Linked DNA regions of Homo sapiens: region 2 is linked to region 1. Evidence: chromatin contacts called from ENCODE Hi-C or POLR2A ChIA-PET data. All regions are on one chromosome and are shown on one strand. Each heading gives the region's core, a stretch centred on a gene start or an enhancer-like site at or near the end of the contact. The rest is flanking DNA. Distances are from core to core; before and after follow the strand shown.

Region 1 (4,409 bases), core at 1,315-3,814:
ACTGGGCACTGTGGCTCATGCCTGTAATCCTAGCACTTTGGGAGGCTGAGGTAGGGGGATTGCTTGAGGCCAGGAGTTCAAGACCAGCCTGGGCAACACAGACCTGGTGTCTACAAATAAAACATTAAAAATTAGGTGGGCATGGTAGTACACACCTGTAATCCTAGCTGCTCAGGAGGCTGGACCGGGAAGATCACTGAGCCCAGGAGGTCGAGGCTGCAGTGAGCTATGATTGACTGCACTCAGAAACTGAAATCCCAAGAGCAAGAGAAACAACTATTTTGGGTGGTCACTGTGGGCCAGGTACTGTTCAAGATGCTTTCACATATAGTAATTTTATTTATTTAGTTTTAAATTTGCTGTAAACTCTGAGCAGACATATATATAGTAATTTAATATGCAATAATCCACAGAGGTAGTTTGGTTATAACTATCTGTGTTTGAGGAAACAAGCTCAGGGATAGTATATAACTTGCTTTACACTGAATGGCAAGTAACTATTGGGGATCCAAATTCCTGAGCTTAATTTCAGAGACCACACACTCTCCTACATCTCACGGCACCTTAGGGGAACGCAGAATCCAGGAAACTAGGACATCATGTTGTGCCTGCCTTCAGGAAATGTACAGTCAGCCTCTGGTTGGTTGAATCTGCCTAAAGGAATCTCCAGAAATTGAGATTTGAGGTTTTAACATTACATAATTCTAGATCCTAGAGTGTCAAAGTCATCTGTGACTTTAATAATCCTAATACGTTGACCAAGCACTGGGTGCAGTGGTTTGTCTGAACCAGGACTAATTTTTAGAAAATTCACATGTGCAGAGTGGACAAGTCCCTTAACAGAGTGAAGGCAGAGGTGGGGGAAGACAGCTGGAGAGGTACAGACTGTCACCCTCACACCTAACACTGCTGTTGGCTCCAGCCAACAGTCCCACCCAGGGTGGCCCGGGCTTCTCATGTTTCAGAGAAGCCCAAAGTCCAGCTTTCCATGTGAAACTTAACAATTTCAAAATATCCATAACTAATTCAAAAGTTTAAACTACACCCCGCAGGCCAAACAGGTCTGGAAGACAAGTTCAGGCCCATGGAGCTCCAGCATGCACCCTCTGGTTGGGAACATACAAATCCCAGGGCGTTAAGCTACATAAAGTAACTGGGACATGGTTTAGTGAAAACGGTTTCCATCAGAACCTGTCTGTGCATCTGCTGGCATGAAGGTATATCCCTACCACTATTTCTGGTTTAATTTAGGAAAACATGCATTGCATCGTCTTTCAATTTTATGCAAGTGTATCAGATGTGGCCTGAAGGCCAAATTTTTGTGAACTGGAATTGCATCTTTCTATTACCCTACCTTCCCACCGTAAGGATGCCTCATTCTGGTTTTTGAGTGATCTTTAATGAGCACTGGCCAATTTTAAATATATGATTCCCCGGCCTTTCAGTTTATTTTATTTTTTTGAGACAAGGTCTGGCTGTAGTGCAGTGGTGCTATCTTGGCTCACTACAACCTTCACTTCCCAGGCTCATGCCATCCTCCTGTCTCAGCCTCCCTAATAGCTGGAACTACAGGTGTGCACCACCACACCCAGCTAATACTGTATTTTTTTAGAGATGGAGTTTCACTATGTTGCCCAGGCTGCTCTTGAACTCCTGGACTCAAATGATCCTCCTGCCTCAGCCTCCCAAAGTGCTGGGATTACAGGCGTTGAGCCACCACACCCGGCCCTAGTTTATTTTAAAGGAAAATAGAGTAAACTCTCCGGGGGAAGAACCTCCAGTTTAATAACACTCCATATTGTATCTGCTTTATTGTAATTGTATTTGGAGATTTTCCAGATGGAACTTCTCTGTATAGAAGCCTTAAACCTGCTGTGTTTCAGAGCAGAAGTTATCCATGTCTGTCTGTCTCTGACACACATGCACAAAAACTAGATATGTGATTTACTATACATGACATGATAAACAACATTCTAAAGCAGTAAGTTTAGAACAACAAACTGAGTTTTGTCATTGCTATTATTTAATGATTTTATCATGTTACTTTATGTAGAATGGCTATGGAATAATTAATTAGGTTTTGTTGTGGTTTTTAATATCTCCACAGTCTAAATAATAAACCATTTTCCCGATATTGGCACCGCTTTAGAAGAGATTTTCTTATCTATTTTTTGACAGAGTTAAAAAGGTGCCTCTCCCTCTGTGTCCTAATTTTTGCAACGTGTGTGCATTTATTACGTGTCACCAAGCGAGGCAATGCTAACCTAGCAAAGCAGAAATCATCACCAGAGCAAATTAATGCAATGTCACCCGCTGACCGATGTTAAACGCAGCAGAGACTCACAAGCATCCTTGTGAATGGATTAAAAAGGCACTTACAGGGATGACCCGCAAAGATCCTAGTTTCAAGACACAACAAAAAGCCTCCAGGAAGTGAAGCCAGCAGGTTCTAATCTCATTTATTTTCACGGCTATGTTTTTTTAATTGTAGTTTTCCACTGTAAAACCAAAGAGCATCAAAGGAGAACAGCTTTCCCTCTCCCGGAAGCCTCACGGAGCGGAGTTCCCTGAGCTGCGCGGCCGCCGGTCACGGGGAAGTGCCCCGCGCGCGGAGCTCCCCAAGCGCCCAGCCCTGCCTGCGCCGCAGCCGCCACCACCGCTGCCACCACCGCCGCCGCGGCCAGGGAGCTGCGCTGGGCGGGGCTGGGCTGGGCTGGGCTGGGCTGGGCTGGGCTGGGAGGGGCGGGGCGGGGCGGGGCGGGGCGGGCGTCCGTAGTTATTTATTTATTTAGCGGCTGCAGAAAAGCTCTGCGGCGCTCGCGAAACCCGAAGACTTGCAGGTAGCCAGGCGCTCCCACTCGTCCAACAGCTCCCGGGCTGGCTTGGGAGAAACTAAGGAACTTGCTTCGCCCCCCCGCCGCTCCCTGGGGCCGCTCGCCACCCGCGGAACTTGCCATCCCCGCTCTTCCCCACTTTCTACCCCCACCTCCGCCCGCCCCACCTTCCCCTTTCCCCGCTTTCCCCTCTCCCACCTCCTCCTTCTCTCCCCTCCCACATCCCCGGTCTCCCACTTCCCCCTCCTTCCCGACCCACCTCTCCCTCCTCCCCGCCCCACCTCTCCCTCCTCCCCGCCCCACCTCTCCCTCCTCCCCTTCCTCCTCCTCCCCCCCGCTCCTCTCCTTACCACCTCCTCCGCCCTCCCCCACCTCCTCCCCGGTCCCTTCTCCACCCCCTCTTTCCCCACTCCGCTCCCCGGGCGGCGGGCGGCTCCCTGGCTCCGGCGTGTACAGATTTGGGCAGAATGTGGTTCCAAGGCTCTCGGTCAAGAATTCGGAGGAGGAAAGTTTGCTGGCGGCGCCGCGGCTCACACCACTCCCCGCCCTGGGGGCGGTCCTCGAGGCCGGGCCCCGCCGCCCGTGCTTCCCTTCCCGGAGCCTTCGCTCTTCCCCGGGAAGGCCCGGCCTTACATAAGGGCCCGTGCGCCCGCCCCAGCCCTGTGGGCAGCGCGCTCTTGCTCTGCTCAGTTTAACGAAGATTCTGCTCCTGAAACTTAGTACAGATAAAAAGGGCAGCGGTCCGTTTCATTTTAGACAGGAAAATGAGGGCGCAAAAGGGGACTGAGGGAGAGAGGCCAGAGAACAAGACAGCAGGTTCGTGCTGGTGGCAGGTGGATGGGTAGAAGGTTCCTTGAGAGCGGAATTTCCTATTTGGATGCCTGTGCAGAGGGAAGTGGCTGTAAAGATCAAGTAGCTTTGATAACGCCAAGGTAGCCTGGACAACAGAAGCCCAGGGAAGGAAAGGGGGCGGGACTTATGCTGCCAGAAAGGATGATCACTATCCGGATCTTCAGTAGGACCCGCGCCTCAGCGAGGGCGCGTGTAGAGGAGATGTGGGTATGGGCCATGTGCAGGGAGCATAATGCCTGCGTCTCCAGCGCAGGCCTGGCATACAACAGGCACACCATAAACAGCTAACACGTGGGCACTGTGCTAAAACTTTGCCAACTTGGTTGCATTTAATCCTTAGAACAATTGAGCCCTCCTTACTCCCATTTTACACACGGGAGACTGAGACCTGGATGGGCTAAGTGACTTGGCCATGACCACACAGCTCTTTGCAGCCGACCGAGGACTCAAACCTTGGACTCCAAAACTCATGCTATGGGACAACTTCGTATTTGGGAGGCGTAATACAAAAGGGTTCAGCTTTGGGGCAGAGTGAAGGGGCACCGCGTTTCGAAGATGGGCAGGTAGGCTTGCAGCAGGTGGATATGTATGTTCCCACAGTTCTCTCACACTCACATTTCACCATGGACACAGCAGAGCTTTACCCCTCAGGACGTTACTGAGGCGGTTCATTAGCCCGAGTTTCTGAATTCCTCTACTTCCTCCACAGTGGGTACTTGAGGA
Region 2 (4,409 bases), core at 563-3,062, 160 kb after region 1:
GGAATGCAGTGGCACGATCTCAACTCACTGCAACCTTTGCCTCTCAGATTCAAGTGATTCTCCTGCCTCAGCCTCCTGAGTAGCTGGGATTACAGGTGCCCACCGCCATGTACAGCTGATTTTTGTATTTTTAGTAGAGACAGGGTTTCGCCATGTTGGCATGGCTGGTCTGGAACTCCTGACCTGTAGTGATCTGCCTGTCTCGGCCTCCCAGAGTGCTGGGATTACAAGTGTGAGCCACTGTGTCCGACCCTTAATACAGCCTTTTACGTTGTATAGCATAGTGCCTTTCATTCATTAAGATTTAGCTATTTGTTGAAAGAATTAATAATATTTTAAAGATTCCTACTTACGATACTTGTTTATAATCTGATAGCAAATAATTAAAAAATTCTAAAGTCCTTTTTAGAACCAGAAGTTATCCTTAATGATTAAATTCTGGAAAGTTACTTGGTTTGTGAAGACACCACTGAAATTTAGTAGAAAAAGGTGGGTCCTATCAGTAAATGCTTCTGGGGTAATTGATTATCCATTTGGGTGAAAAAAAATCGAGATACTCTTCTTCCCCACCTCACGTCGTACAAAAATTAATATAAAATAACCAATACCTAAAATATTAAAAGTAATAAAGTAAAACTTCTAGAAGAAAACATGGGAGGGATATCATCATGATCTTGCGGTAGGCAAAGATTTATTAAACTGGCCACTAAAGCATTAAATATAAAATATTGATAAATTGGACTTACAGAATCATGACCTCTTTATCAAGAAAGATACCATTAAGAGAGGTAAAATACCTTTATAACAGACTTGCACCTGTACATGTACCCCTGAATCTAAAATAAAAGTTGAAAATAAAATGCAAAAATAAAGAAAAGAGCAAATCACACACTGGGAGAAGATATTTGCAAAGCATATATGTGACATAGGACTCGTATCTAGACTATATAAAGCAGTACCAATAACATTTACAAATAATATTGATATTTAATATAGCTTTGAAAGAGGAAGTATTGGATTTCGAAGGAGATGAGGCTTATTTGCATGTGATAGAATAAGGCATATTTCTTATTCCTATAGGGAAATCTCAAATAGGAGAATTGAACACAGCACAGATATTTTTGTCTTTCACCTGCAGATCTAACCAGTTATTCTCTAAATTTGAAGTGCCGTAAGCTAGTACTGTGTCAGTCTGTTTGACCATTAGAGCAGAGGTCAAGGATGCTATGTAATCCTACTAAAGTCTATTTTTACAGAGAGACTAGTAAAAGAAGCCTTGAGACCTTTATTGTTTACACAGCCTGGAAGCTGTCACTGAGTCCTTAAATTGAAGCATGACATTGTGCAGTGATGTGCTAGTGGACAAAGAAGTACAGAACAGAATCAAGGATGTCCTTTGGGAAGTCCACAGAGTCTGTTACAAATGTAATATCCAATTGCAGTGAGATGGAACTGAAGACTTACAAAGCAGAGGCACACTTCCTATGAGACAGGGGCCTTGCCACAAACGACACGTCTGGCTTCTTGAGCAGTTTCACTCAGACTATTTAGGAGCCCATCAGAATATTCAGTGGCAGAACAAGGTCAGTAATGGCAAACACTCAGAATGCAGCCTGTGTAAGAGCTTTGAACCAATTCTTCCACAATACAGCTTTACTGAGCGGGATTTGTGTGGAGAATGGACTACAGCAGGACTCCTAGGCGGCCATTGAATCGCAAGCTGAGGTGGGGAAAGCGCAAGCTGAGGAGGCAGAAGGAATGTTGTCTGAGACCTGCTGCAGTGCACCCTGAGCAGTGAGGTCACAGCAAGCCCAGCCATGGGCAAGCAGCCTGGCATCCAGCTGGGAGGGATGGGATTGCTGTTGGTGAGCAGAGGCTCTGGCTAGCTCTTGAGTCTAAAAAGCAGGACCACAAAGAAAACAGACTATTTAAATAGCAGGTGAAGCCGCTTACAAAAGAGCAAACTTGATGCAAATTCTGTGTGGAAAAGATTGTTGGTCTCATTTTATTGTCTTTGGCCATACCCATAAATCTGACTCAGGAAAGACATTTATATGTACACAAGTGTATACAAATAAAAGTAAAGTTTTACTCTATTACTTTCCACCCCTTCATCCAAAAAAAAAAAATTAGGTCAAAAAACAGTGGTCACATTGAAATACTAGAAATAGAGCAATTTAACAATTACAATTTTTTATTCTTTACCAGACTCGTCACATTTTTATTTTATAGGTAGAATGCTTAAAAGACTACTAATGTCCTAAAGATGATAATGTAATAATACTTTAAATTTTAAAATGCCTCATAGCCATTACTATGCACTATTTTGTAGTTGCTTTCCTGAGGATTTCTTTCACAAGATTGCTTGTCTTTGTCTCCTCCTAGGGTCAGTGTGGTAGAGGCCATATACCACCTAATGGGTGCCTCAGTAAATACTTGTTTAACTGGACTGAACTCCAAGGATTAAGATGTCAGTGTATGTTTACCTCATAGATAGACATACGGTTTTTGCCGGCCTTCTAGAAATTTCACGATGTAGTCTAATTCCAACATCTAAATATGCTGTATCAGACTCACAACATGTTAACACATTTTTTTTTCTTTTTTTTTCTTTTTCTTACTGTTTTGGCCCTTAGTTTGCAACCTTCATGGCTTTTTATCCATTTTCCTATCTTTGAATTATGCATATGTGTCACCTTTTCTGATATGAGGAACGGAACTCCATGATGAGTTAGGTGAATTATAAGTGTGAGGCTGGAAAGGGGATAATAATAGATATGGCATGTGGTTAAAAATGGAATACACATATGGGATCTAGAGGGCTACAGATACATACATAGCTATAGAAAGAGAAAAGGTAGGAAAACAGAGGTAGAGACATTTCAAGAGAGAACTAAGATTAGACACGAAGTGATAGAGTCCCTTTCCCAAGAATCAAAAAGAGACAAAAACTGTGCTGAGAAGCCTCAAAACTTTAATGTTTGCAGGAGACAAGTTCCACAGTAGATGAAACAAAATATGTTATTTTGCATGCATACTTATATGTATTTATCAAAATTTTTAATCACATTTGGAGGACTGTATAATTTGAATGATTCTGTGATTTTTAGACATTCTCAAAACATGAATATTTTAAAACATAATTACTTAAAGAAGATTTCATTGTTAGCTCTGCCATTTGTAATTTGATGAATGAAATGTTTAATTTTCCATTATAGAAGCAGAGAAAATCATCTTGGTTGTAAAACAGAAATTAGTAAACTGTACAAATAGACTTATTTAGAACTTCTGTCCTTACAGCTTTTAATGCTTTTTTCTAAAAAAAAGTTACTTATTCTTGGTTTAGGACAGTAATGAATAAAATTATTGCCTTTCCATTATGTTGTTAAGATTATTAGATAGGGATAGTCTGTGTTGCCCTCTATTGGTGATTAATAATTAACTTTTGACAGAATAATTGCTGCTTTATGTGTCATTTGTGTGTATTTAATAATTGTATCAGCCAGTATATTTTAGAAAAAAGAATTTGGGAAAACTAACCTAATAGTTGTGGCCATGAATTGGCCAAAGGTGAAAAAATTAGCTTTCGGGCTTTTTGATTTAACAATTTTATTGACTAAGATAGTATTGACATACTTTTGCCTTTGATTAATTTTAATTTTAATTTTAATTTTTTTTTTTTTTTTTTTGTCAGAGCTCCACCTCAGATCAGGCGTCCCAATCGAGAAGTAAGACCTCTGAGGAAAGAAATGGCAGGAGTAGGAGCCCGGGGACCTGTAGGCCGAGCACATCCTATATCAAAGAGTGAAAAGCCTTCTACAAGTAGGGACAAGGACTATAGAGCAAGAGGGAGAGATGACAAGGCAAGATGCTGTCTTTCTGTAATTCACTCACTTGAAGCCCAGGACTTTTGGTGGATGTTATGATTTTTGTTGGCTTTTCAAGATACCCTGGTTTTGACGTGGAAGAGTTAGAAAAAAGTCTCATTCAAAGCCTAAGTAGTCTTTGTATTTTGAAGGCCATGCTGCAATGCAAATCACCTCAGAGGCGTAGTAAATATCTATATACACATACATGTATAAAAATATTTAGTGAAATGGATCCCTTGTAAGAAAAAATACGGCTTTAAAACTTTTTTGAAAAATATTTTAATAAGTATTCTGAATAGAAATGAGCAATAAATGAAAATAGTTATGGGGAAAGACAAGAAGGTAGATGTATCTGTTCACAGAATAAGATGAGGGATATGATTTACTACTGCCAAAAATAAGTATCTTTGATTTATCTGTAGATTATAGTAGAACAAGATTTTTTTTCTTTTCCTTGAGAAGATTCCCCTTGCTTAGGGTTCATTGTGCACACGTACTTATTTAGGAAATTGATTGGTGAATAAACATAGTATTCGGTGG

What was found. Hi-C counts contacts between places; a loop is a spot of excess contacts on that map. ChIA-PET counts read pairs that join two places held with the same protein, here RNA polymerase II (POLR2A). Pooled maps may share reads with other maps.
Region 2: a loop to region 1 is called in a map of heart left ventricle, with 1.8 times the contacts of the local background. The contact joins the enhancer-like site here to the promoter of UBE2L5 in region 1. A Hi-C loop is called at or near these places in 2 of 168 maps with a recorded cell type or tissue (MCF 10A and heart left ventricle), 1 of 37 single-sample maps with no recorded cell type and 5 of 50 pooled maps. POLR2A ChIA-PET finds 5 or more read pairs at or near these places in 2 of 52 experiments (GM12878 and HEK293T).

The regions. Positions count from the first base shown.
Region 1 is chr13:30,420,648-30,425,056 of GRCh38, reverse strand. It overlaps UBE2L5 (ubiquitin conjugating enzyme E2 L5), which reads right to left and starts at 2,564. Exons shown (of 4, transcript NM_001355247.2): 1 at 2,380-2,564; 2 at 156-249. It overlaps LINC01058 (long intergenic non-protein coding RNA 1058), which reads left to right and starts at 2,813. Exons shown (of 2, transcript NR_125771.1): 1 at 2,813-2,840. RefSeq lists silencers at 2,602-2,891, 3,332-3,511.
Region 2 is chr13:30,254,901-30,259,309 of GRCh38, reverse strand. It overlaps KATNAL1 (katanin catalytic subunit A1 like 1), which reads left to right. Exons shown (of 11, transcript NM_032116.5): 4 at 3,695-3,863. Among named protein-coding and RNA genes, the nearest start is that of KATNAL1, 50 kb to the left of the region's middle. RefSeq lists an enhancer at 1,286-1,786. Within about 2 kb of position 1,812, at least 2 of the 41 ENCODE cell types and tissues checked have a DNase peak (open chromatin) inside an H3K27ac peak, as active enhancers do.